Regions from separate parts of the Homo sapiens genome. Here region 2 is linked to region 1. The links are chromatin contacts, found by Hi-C or POLR2A ChIA-PET in ENCODE. All regions are on one chromosome and are shown on one strand. Each heading gives the region's core, a stretch centred on a gene start or an enhancer-like site at or near the end of the contact. The rest is flanking DNA. Distances are from core to core; before and after follow the strand shown. Region 1 overlaps SLC25A25 (solute carrier family 25 member 25). Region 2 holds the start of SWI5 (SWI5 homologous recombination repair protein).

What was found. A loop is a pair of places that touch in the nucleus more often than their neighbours do. ChIA-PET counts read pairs that join two places held with the same protein, here RNA polymerase II (POLR2A). Pooled maps may share reads with other maps.
Region 2: a loop to region 1 is called in a pooled map, with 4 times the contacts of the local background. The contact joins the promoter of SWI5 here to the enhancer-like site in region 1. A Hi-C loop is called at or near these places in 2 of 50 pooled maps. POLR2A ChIA-PET finds 5 or more read pairs at or near these places in 3 of 52 experiments (AG04449, H1 and activated T-cell).

What each region holds. Positions count from the first base shown.
Region 1 is chr9:128,092,333-128,096,149 of GRCh38, forward strand. All of the region lies in intron 1 of SLC25A25 (solute carrier family 25 member 25), which reads left to right. Among named protein-coding and RNA genes, the nearest start is that of SLC25A25-AS1, 24 kb to the right of the region's middle. RefSeq lists an enhancer at 1-139. Within about 2 kb of position 2,184, at least 37 of the 41 ENCODE cell types and tissues checked have a DNase peak (open chromatin) inside an H3K27ac peak, as active enhancers do.
Region 2 is chr9:128,274,493-128,278,309 of GRCh38, forward strand. SWI5 (SWI5 homologous recombination repair protein) reads left to right here and starts at 1,784. Exons shown (of 5, transcript NM_001318089.2): 1 at 1,784-1,910; 2 at 2,215-2,263. The coding sequence starts at 1,849. GOLGA2 (golgin A2) reads right to left here and starts at 1,515. Exons shown (of 27, transcript NM_001366244.2): 1 at 1,401-1,515. The coding sequence starts at 1,484. RefSeq lists enhancers at 979-1,028, 1,889-2,018 and a silencer at 1,179-1,288.

The DNA.
Region 1 (3,817 bases), core at 934-3,433:
ACTTGCCTTAGGATTTGTTAGTTTGGCTGAAGAAAGCCATTTGAAAGTGAGGGGCAGCCTGTGAAAGTGTGCCTTAGCTTATCCGAACAGCTCAGGAAGGGCGAAGCTAAAGGGGCGAGAGAGTGTGCCTCGACCGTGGAACCCAGTTGCTTGGAGCTGTGGGGGTGGTCTTGGCATCCTGAAGGTCACAGTCCCCTTGCCTGGGTCCGACCCATCTCTCCTTTGGGTCTGGGAGGAAGAGTGAAGGCATGAGACTGGGTCCGAGGAGAGGCTGGAGTCATGAGGCGCAGAGGCTGGTGCCCCTCTGGAAATGACTGCGGCCGCTGCGGGTCTGCCAACTGTGGGGTCTTTCATCCTTCCTGAGCCCAGAGCGTGAGTTACCATCCTCACAAGAGCCAAGGTAAGTGGTAGTATCCCCATTTCGTAGATGAAGAAACTGAGGTGCAGAATGGTTACATTATTTGCCCAGGGTTAAACAACTAAAGAGAGGTGGAGCTGAGATTTCACCCCCAAATCCTTGTCCTGTGCTGCCTCGTTTTCCCCTTAGGAAAGCAGTTTTTAAGGAGACTAATGGAGTGCTCAGTATTAGAAAGGAAATTGCCACTTGGCTCAGATTTCTCCTCCCTGCTGTAGGAGTGACCTCGTTCACCTCCTGAGCTTTGGTTATTTTCAATCTTTTTACTTAGGAGAAAAATCAGAGAAGAAAAGGAGATTCTGCCCGTTTGGCACATTATAGATACCACAGAGATGTTAAGATGAATTGCTACATTTAAGAAATAAAAGCTCATTTTGCCTTTGCTACTAGGGACTTTTGATGTAATAACATTTGCAGTCATGTGGGCACTGGGGAGAAGTCTTCGTCTTTGATGGGTTCCTTCTGAGCAAAGCAGTGGGTCTCTCAGAGACTGTTATGCCTGAGATGTCTTTGCTTAATATTCAAAGAGAGGGTGTCACTTTGTACCTTTTGATTGTTTTAGACAAGATTGGAATGGCTGTGGCACTAGCTTTGTGAGGAACTTTTATCTATAGACCTGCTTGCCTTATTACTACCTCGAATGGCCGGCTCCTTTTAAAATCACCTATTTTTGTCTTTAGCAGTTAACTGCTCTATTTTTCAGCATCATACAGTACCCCCTTGCCAGCTCTCCCCCCAGGGACTGCCTAGGATAGGACTGTCTGTTCTGAACAGCTTAGTTCCTGGCCTGCAGAATCAAGAGACCCACACCTTTTACTGGCTGATCCCCAAAAGAGAGACAGTTCAGCTGGCTGCAAACTGGGGGAGCCCCAAGTGGGATATGGGGCAGCTGGTTGGGCTTGAAGCCAGAGAGAAAGCAAATCTGAGAAGCATAGACTCTCAAAGCAGATAGACCAAGAACTGGAGTAACAGGAACATGGATGCAGCCCGCATCCTTTTCCAGAACAGTGCTCTGAAGGTGTTTGGGGTTTGTGATCACTGGCTGATTGGGGCTGGCCTCACCAAATCACAAAAAGGACCTCCAGAATGTTCTGGAAACATTTTTGAAAAGTTCACTTTAGGCCAGGCGCAGTGGCTCATGCCTGTAATCCCAGCACTTTGGGAGTCTGAGGTGGACAGATCACGAGGTCAGGAGTTTGAGACCAGCCTGGCCAATATGGTGAAACCCCGTCTCTACTAAAAATACAAAAATTAGCTGGGCGTGGTGGTGCGTGCCTGTACTCCCAGCTACTCAGGAGGCTGAGACAGGAGAATCGCTTGAATCCAGGAGGCGGAGGTTGCAGTGAGCCAAGATTGTGCCGCTGTACTCCAGCCTGGGTGACAGAGCAAGACTCTGTTTAAAAGAAAAAAAGAAAAGTTCACTTTGGTTCTCGGGCTTCTCAGTGTCCCAGAAGCACTACTTTGTTTTGCTCTCACTTCCCCTGTTTAAATATGTCTGCTAGTGAGTCAGGTTCCTGCAAGCTTTTATTCTAGGAACTGTTCCAGTTTTTCCCTTTATCTTTGTCTTACAGTTAATCTTCAGTTGGAGAAGAAAGCCATTACTCTGGAGTGGGAGGTGCCCTCAGCGGCATTCAAGCTTTCAAATCCTGAGGGGCTGTCTTCTCGGAAGCACAGAGAATTTTGCTTATTGTGTGTGTAACTGCCAAGTGTAGGCAGGTTTCATTGGAAACTGGCTACACTAGGCTGTCATGGCAACCTGATCATCAAATGACACTGTGGCCACAGCCGCCAATGAGGTTTGAGAGCCTTAAGGGTGGGTGGGGCTTGAGCGGCTGGATGCTGGCAAAGCTTCCTCATATTAATATTTCTGGCTCAGCCTGAGTCATTGCAGAGGAGGGGAGAGGAACTTTCTGACCTAATGCTACACTCCCAGAGGCACTGTACCTGCCCTGTTCTTATTCATGGTATTCCGGCCTTTACCTGAAGCACCTGCTTTCTTCTGGCATGTAACATAGTGGTAGAACAAGGAAAGCTTTTGGTGGCATTGGCAGATTTGCTGTGAGAAGATGCTCAGGAGAGGAACTGCTACTTTATAGATTAATTGCAATCTGATGCCACTGAATCCTAAGGGACCTAGTGTTGCTGTCACTGTTTCCGAATACTAGTCATAGGAATGGACATCGGAGGAGCTGAAACAGATGAGGGTCTGTGCCACAAAGTCAGAATAATAAAGAGCAGCGAGGCATCGCACACAATGCGCGTTGTGCCCAGATCTTGGAGTGTCAAGAAGGCCGGTGTGAAGCATCAGGGCTGAAACCCGAGGCCTGCTTTAGTTCCTCCATAATCTAGTTCTCACAGAGGCATTCAGAAGCTGTGACACAAACACCGTTTTTGGTTGTATTTAGCTAGGGCTCAACTTGCTCAAGTTACACCTTTCCCACACACCTGCCGCCTTCCAGTATGAGGTATCACCTACTGTCTGGCTTACCGGCATCCTTTGGGAACTGAATACTAAAATCTGTTTTGGGTGCTGTTTGAAGTGGATGTTGTAACAAGAACCCTGGGTGCAAGGCCCTGCCCTGCCCTTGACAGGCTTTGGGAATTGGGCAAATCAGGTCGCCTCTCCCAGGCCTGTTTGCTCAACTCGGAGATTAAGGGATGATCCCAGAGCCCCTCTGGGCCCCCACAGTCTGCAGTTCCAGGAATACAGCAGTTGTCCTGGACACTAGCACCTAGAGATGGGCTTATTTGGGTAGAACTCTCCATTTTTATATGAACATGGAGTCTTGAGTTACCTGTGAAACTCAGTAGGATGGATGATTTAAAAAACCAAATGCCAATTGAAGTTTATCCAATGAAGACATTCCATGAGACTCAGTCACAGCAGCAAATAAGTTAGAACCCTTTTAAAAATTAGCTGGGTGTGCTCGTGGGCACCTGTAGTCCCAGCTACTCGGGAGGCTGAGGCAGGAGAATCGCTTGAACCCAGGAGGTGGAGGTTGTAGTGAGCCAAGATCGCGCCACTGCACTCCAGCCTGGGCGACAGAGCAAGACTCCATCTTAGGAAAGACAAAGAAAAAAGAAGAAGAATACAGGTTTCACTTTTATTTAGTATCATTTTCAAATCTCAGATTTCTTTTGTTAAATACATTATAAAACTCAATGGTACAGTAATATGTGCCATAATTATTTTTAAAATATACTTTAATAGAAAGTGAAATCTCCAATTGAACTTATTCAGTCAAAATATTTGCTTTTTTATATTAGAATGACTGCAGTCATCACTAAAATGAGATATTCAACAGATCTGTATAATTTAGTTTCAGAAGCAAACAATAATTTAACAAAGGAAGACCAGCATTTTTTTTAATAGGGCAACATCTCATTTTATAAAGTAGAGTG
Region 2 (3,817 bases), core at 534-3,033, 180 kb after region 1:
GACACCCCCTCTCTAAAAATAAATATGTATCTTAAAATGTGGGCCGGAACATTAAGTCGGCAGGAACTGTACACTGTGTGGTTTAGAGTCATACATCCTCACACGTTTGGTAATGTTAAGAAATGCACCAATGCCTCTCAAACTTTTACATCAATGTATCCACATGGCAGAAGGCAGCCTTTCTGTTGAACCTGGGAATTTAACAGAAAGAGGACAACCCAAGCCTCATTTCAGAGAAAAGTCTGGTATACTCTTAGAAATTTATGTGACTGTCATCCCTAAGTACATTAATGTTTTTTCTCTCTCAAGAGAATAAAGGGAGACTGATGCTTCAGAAAGATGCCCCGTATTTATCCTGTGGCACTCCAAGTACCCCAGGTTGAGATGATATGAGGAAGATTCAAGCTGTCAAGTTCAGTTTCCCAAGACCTGTTCCACAGAAGATAAGCAGATCTCATTCCAGAGACCACTGAAGGGCACTCTGGTCCCAGAACCATGGAGAATTCGAATATGAGGTGGAGAAGTCAGAAAAAAATGTTAAAGTCTCTCTGGAGAGTAGAAGCCTGGGGGAAAACCAAACCAATCCCGTTCTCACATTGCCACCCAGAGATACTGCCAATGTTTTCAGTTCACGGGTGAAGTGTAGGCTTTTCACACTGTCAATGTCTATGTTAAGGGTGTAAGGCAGCCTGAAACCTCTCCCTCCTAGGTCCCATAGTCCCCAATCCCCTTCCAGCTGGAAATTTATGCTGTGACCAGAGGAACCAGAAGCGGGATGAGAACACTTAGGGGACTGGGTCCTAAGATCAAAGACTGGTCTCGCGCAACTAATTACGGTTCCGAGGGGGATTGTGACGTCACTACATTCCACTCCTAGGGGGAACATCAGCGCGACGTCCAAGTCGCCGCTCCGCGATGGGGGAGGGGACCGCAGGGCCAGGACCCAGGTCCTTGGAGACCCGAGACCAAAGAACCCCGGGAGGTCCGGTTTGGGGCGGCAGGAGGTGAGGGTCGAGTCTGGAGCGGGGGGCCCCGGGAGTCACGGGCCCAAAGTCACTGGCGAGGGCAGGGGCTGAATTGCTGGGGTCCTAGGTCCTTGGAGACGCCAGCCCAAAGAGCCCAGGGAGGTCGGACTTCGGGGGGCAGGAGGTGAGGGCCGAGTCTGGAGCGGGGAGCCCCGGGAGCACCAGCCCAAAGTCACCCGGGGGCGACTGGCGAGGGCGGGGGCTGGGCGGCTGAGGGGGCGGGGCTGGCTGACAAGACTTTGGTGGAGGGAGCCCGGACGCGCCGTGGGGAGCCCAGCCCGGTGTGCCTCAGGAGTGGCAGAGACTCTGGCCATGGTCCTGCCATCGGAGTGGGGCTGGGGCTGGGTCGGGGGGCCGCGACCCGGTGCACTTTACCTTTTTCTTCGCTGCGGCCAATTTGCTCTGTCGGGTTTCTTCCGACATCGCGGGGCGGGGAGGGAGGCGGGGTTGGGGCCACATCAGCGCGATCCCGGCAACCACTGCGGAAGTCAGTCAGCCACCGCGCAGCTGTGCGACGGAGCCAGAGGAGGCGTAACCAGGGCGATACTGGAGCGCAGAATGGGGGCGTGGCCTCAAAGATCAAAGCCCATTGGTCAATGAGAAATATGAAGCGGAAGGGGGCGTGGCTATGCAGCGGCGTGGCCAGAGGGACCTGTGGCGTCACAACAAAAGCTGCGCACGCAACCGCTGTCCCCGCCCACCTCGGGAGAGGGGCGGGGCCGGCTTTCCTTGGGTGCGCGCGCAGCTTTCTGTGCGCCAGTTCACACTCCGGGTCAGAGTTCCTGGCCCGGTGCACCTGAGAGGTCGCTCTCCGACTCCCGCGCTGGACCCTCTTGCGCCATTGAACCCCCTGATCCGGGGGCCTCGGACCCCAGGGCTCAGGAGGTGGGCGAGGAACGGACTCCACAGTTTCTTTCCTGACTCCTCACAGCCCTGCCCCAGACTCTCCCTTCCCAGAAATCACCTCCAAAGACTCCCATCCAGTGCTCCAGACAACCCCCGTCTCAGAACGCCCCCTTCCTAGAGGGTCTCTACCCTGATCCTGAGAGCGTGTCTGCCCCCTTTCCAGATGGATCCAGTCCCTGGCGCTCCTACTTCCCAACTGCTCCTCCTCCCGCATCCCCACAGTACCCCGTCCTCACAGCGGGCTGTGGGTCCAATCAGACTTTCCCCTCGGATTCCTCTCTAGGACTGAACCAAGACTTACCCGAAGTTGCCGCGGGGCCTTCCGATCCCCTGTGAGTATTTCTTCCCCCACACCCCCTTTCCCATCCTCGACCTTCCCTTGTGCGCTCCCGGCCCCACTCCCCATCCCAACAGCAGCCAATCCCCGCTTGGCCCTCTTCCATATCTTCTCCCAGTCGACTGAGAACCGCCAGGTCATTCCCGAATCCCTCCCCTTCCTTTCCTCATGCCCGCCAGTCTTCAAAGAAGTGTTATCCTGTCCTGTCCTAGGCTAACTCCTCTCCCTCCCCATCCTGTCTCCTGGCTCCTCAGATGCCTTTCACTCCAGTCCAGCACCAGCCATCTCTCCTCCTCGCTCTTTTCACCCCTCACCCAGCCCTGCCTTTAAACAAACCCATAGCTCCCCAGTCAGGAAAATGCTTGGCGTTCACCCTGGCCACTCCTTTCGTTGCTAATAGTCTCTCCTCTTCGCTGGCAAGCCACCCCCAAAACGCAGCCTACTCCTTCTCTCATCCCCCAGATGGAGTTGCCACTACAACTACCACCACTCTTAAGGTAGATCGTGAGGGCCGGGTGCAGTGGCTCACACCTGTAATCCCAGCACTTTGGGAGGCTGAGGCGGGCAGATCATTTGAGGTCAGGAGTTCAAGACCAGCCTGCCCAACATGATGAAACCCTGTCTCTACTAAAAATACAAAAAAATCAGCCGAGCGTGGTGGTGCAGGCCTGTAATCCCAACTACTCAGGAGGCTGAGGCAGGAGAATTGCTTGAACCCGGAAGGTGGAGGTTGCAGTAAGCCGAGATTGCACCACTGCACTCCAGCCTGGACAACAGAGCTAGACAAGTCTCAAAAACAAAAAAGAAGTTAGATCGGGAAAGACTTGGTATTTGTTCATTGATTTAGCAACTGCTGCAATGCAGGTGTATGCCAGATAGCCCCCTGCCCTCCAGGAGCCACAGGCAAAAAAATAATTCCAGGACAAGTATGCACATGGTTCTGAGATGGGGAGCCCAGGCTTGGGCTTGCAAAGAGGGCTCTCCAGAGATGGCAGGGTCAGAGGCAGGGCCTGAAGGGCAACTCACAGTGAGCTCAGATGACGATGACGGGGTGGCAGCCATAGTTTGCCAAAAGCACTGGGCTGATTGAGCTTCTCTCTGCAAGTGGGTTGGTATCCACTGTCTTTGACCATGCGGTAACTCACTGCAGATCATGCCTTTCTCATTCATGCTAATTCATTCCTTCTCTTTTTTTTTTTTTTTTTTTTTTGAGACACAGTCGCACTCTGTCGCCCGGGCTGGAGTGCAATGGTGCGATCTGGGCTCACTGTAACCTCTGCCTCCCAGGCCCAACCCATCCTCTTGCCTCAGCGTCCCAAATAGCTGGAACCACAGTTGTGTGCCATGACGCCTGGCTAATTTTTTTGTATTTTCAGTAGAGACAAATTTTCGCCATGTTGCCCAGGCTGGTCTCAAACTCGTGAGCTCAAAGCAACCTGCCCGCCTCGGCCTCCCAAAGTGCTGGGATTACAGGCATGAGCCACCATGCCCAGCTTCCATTCCTTCCATTTTTAAAAACAACGCTCGACCCGGCACAGTGACTCACGCC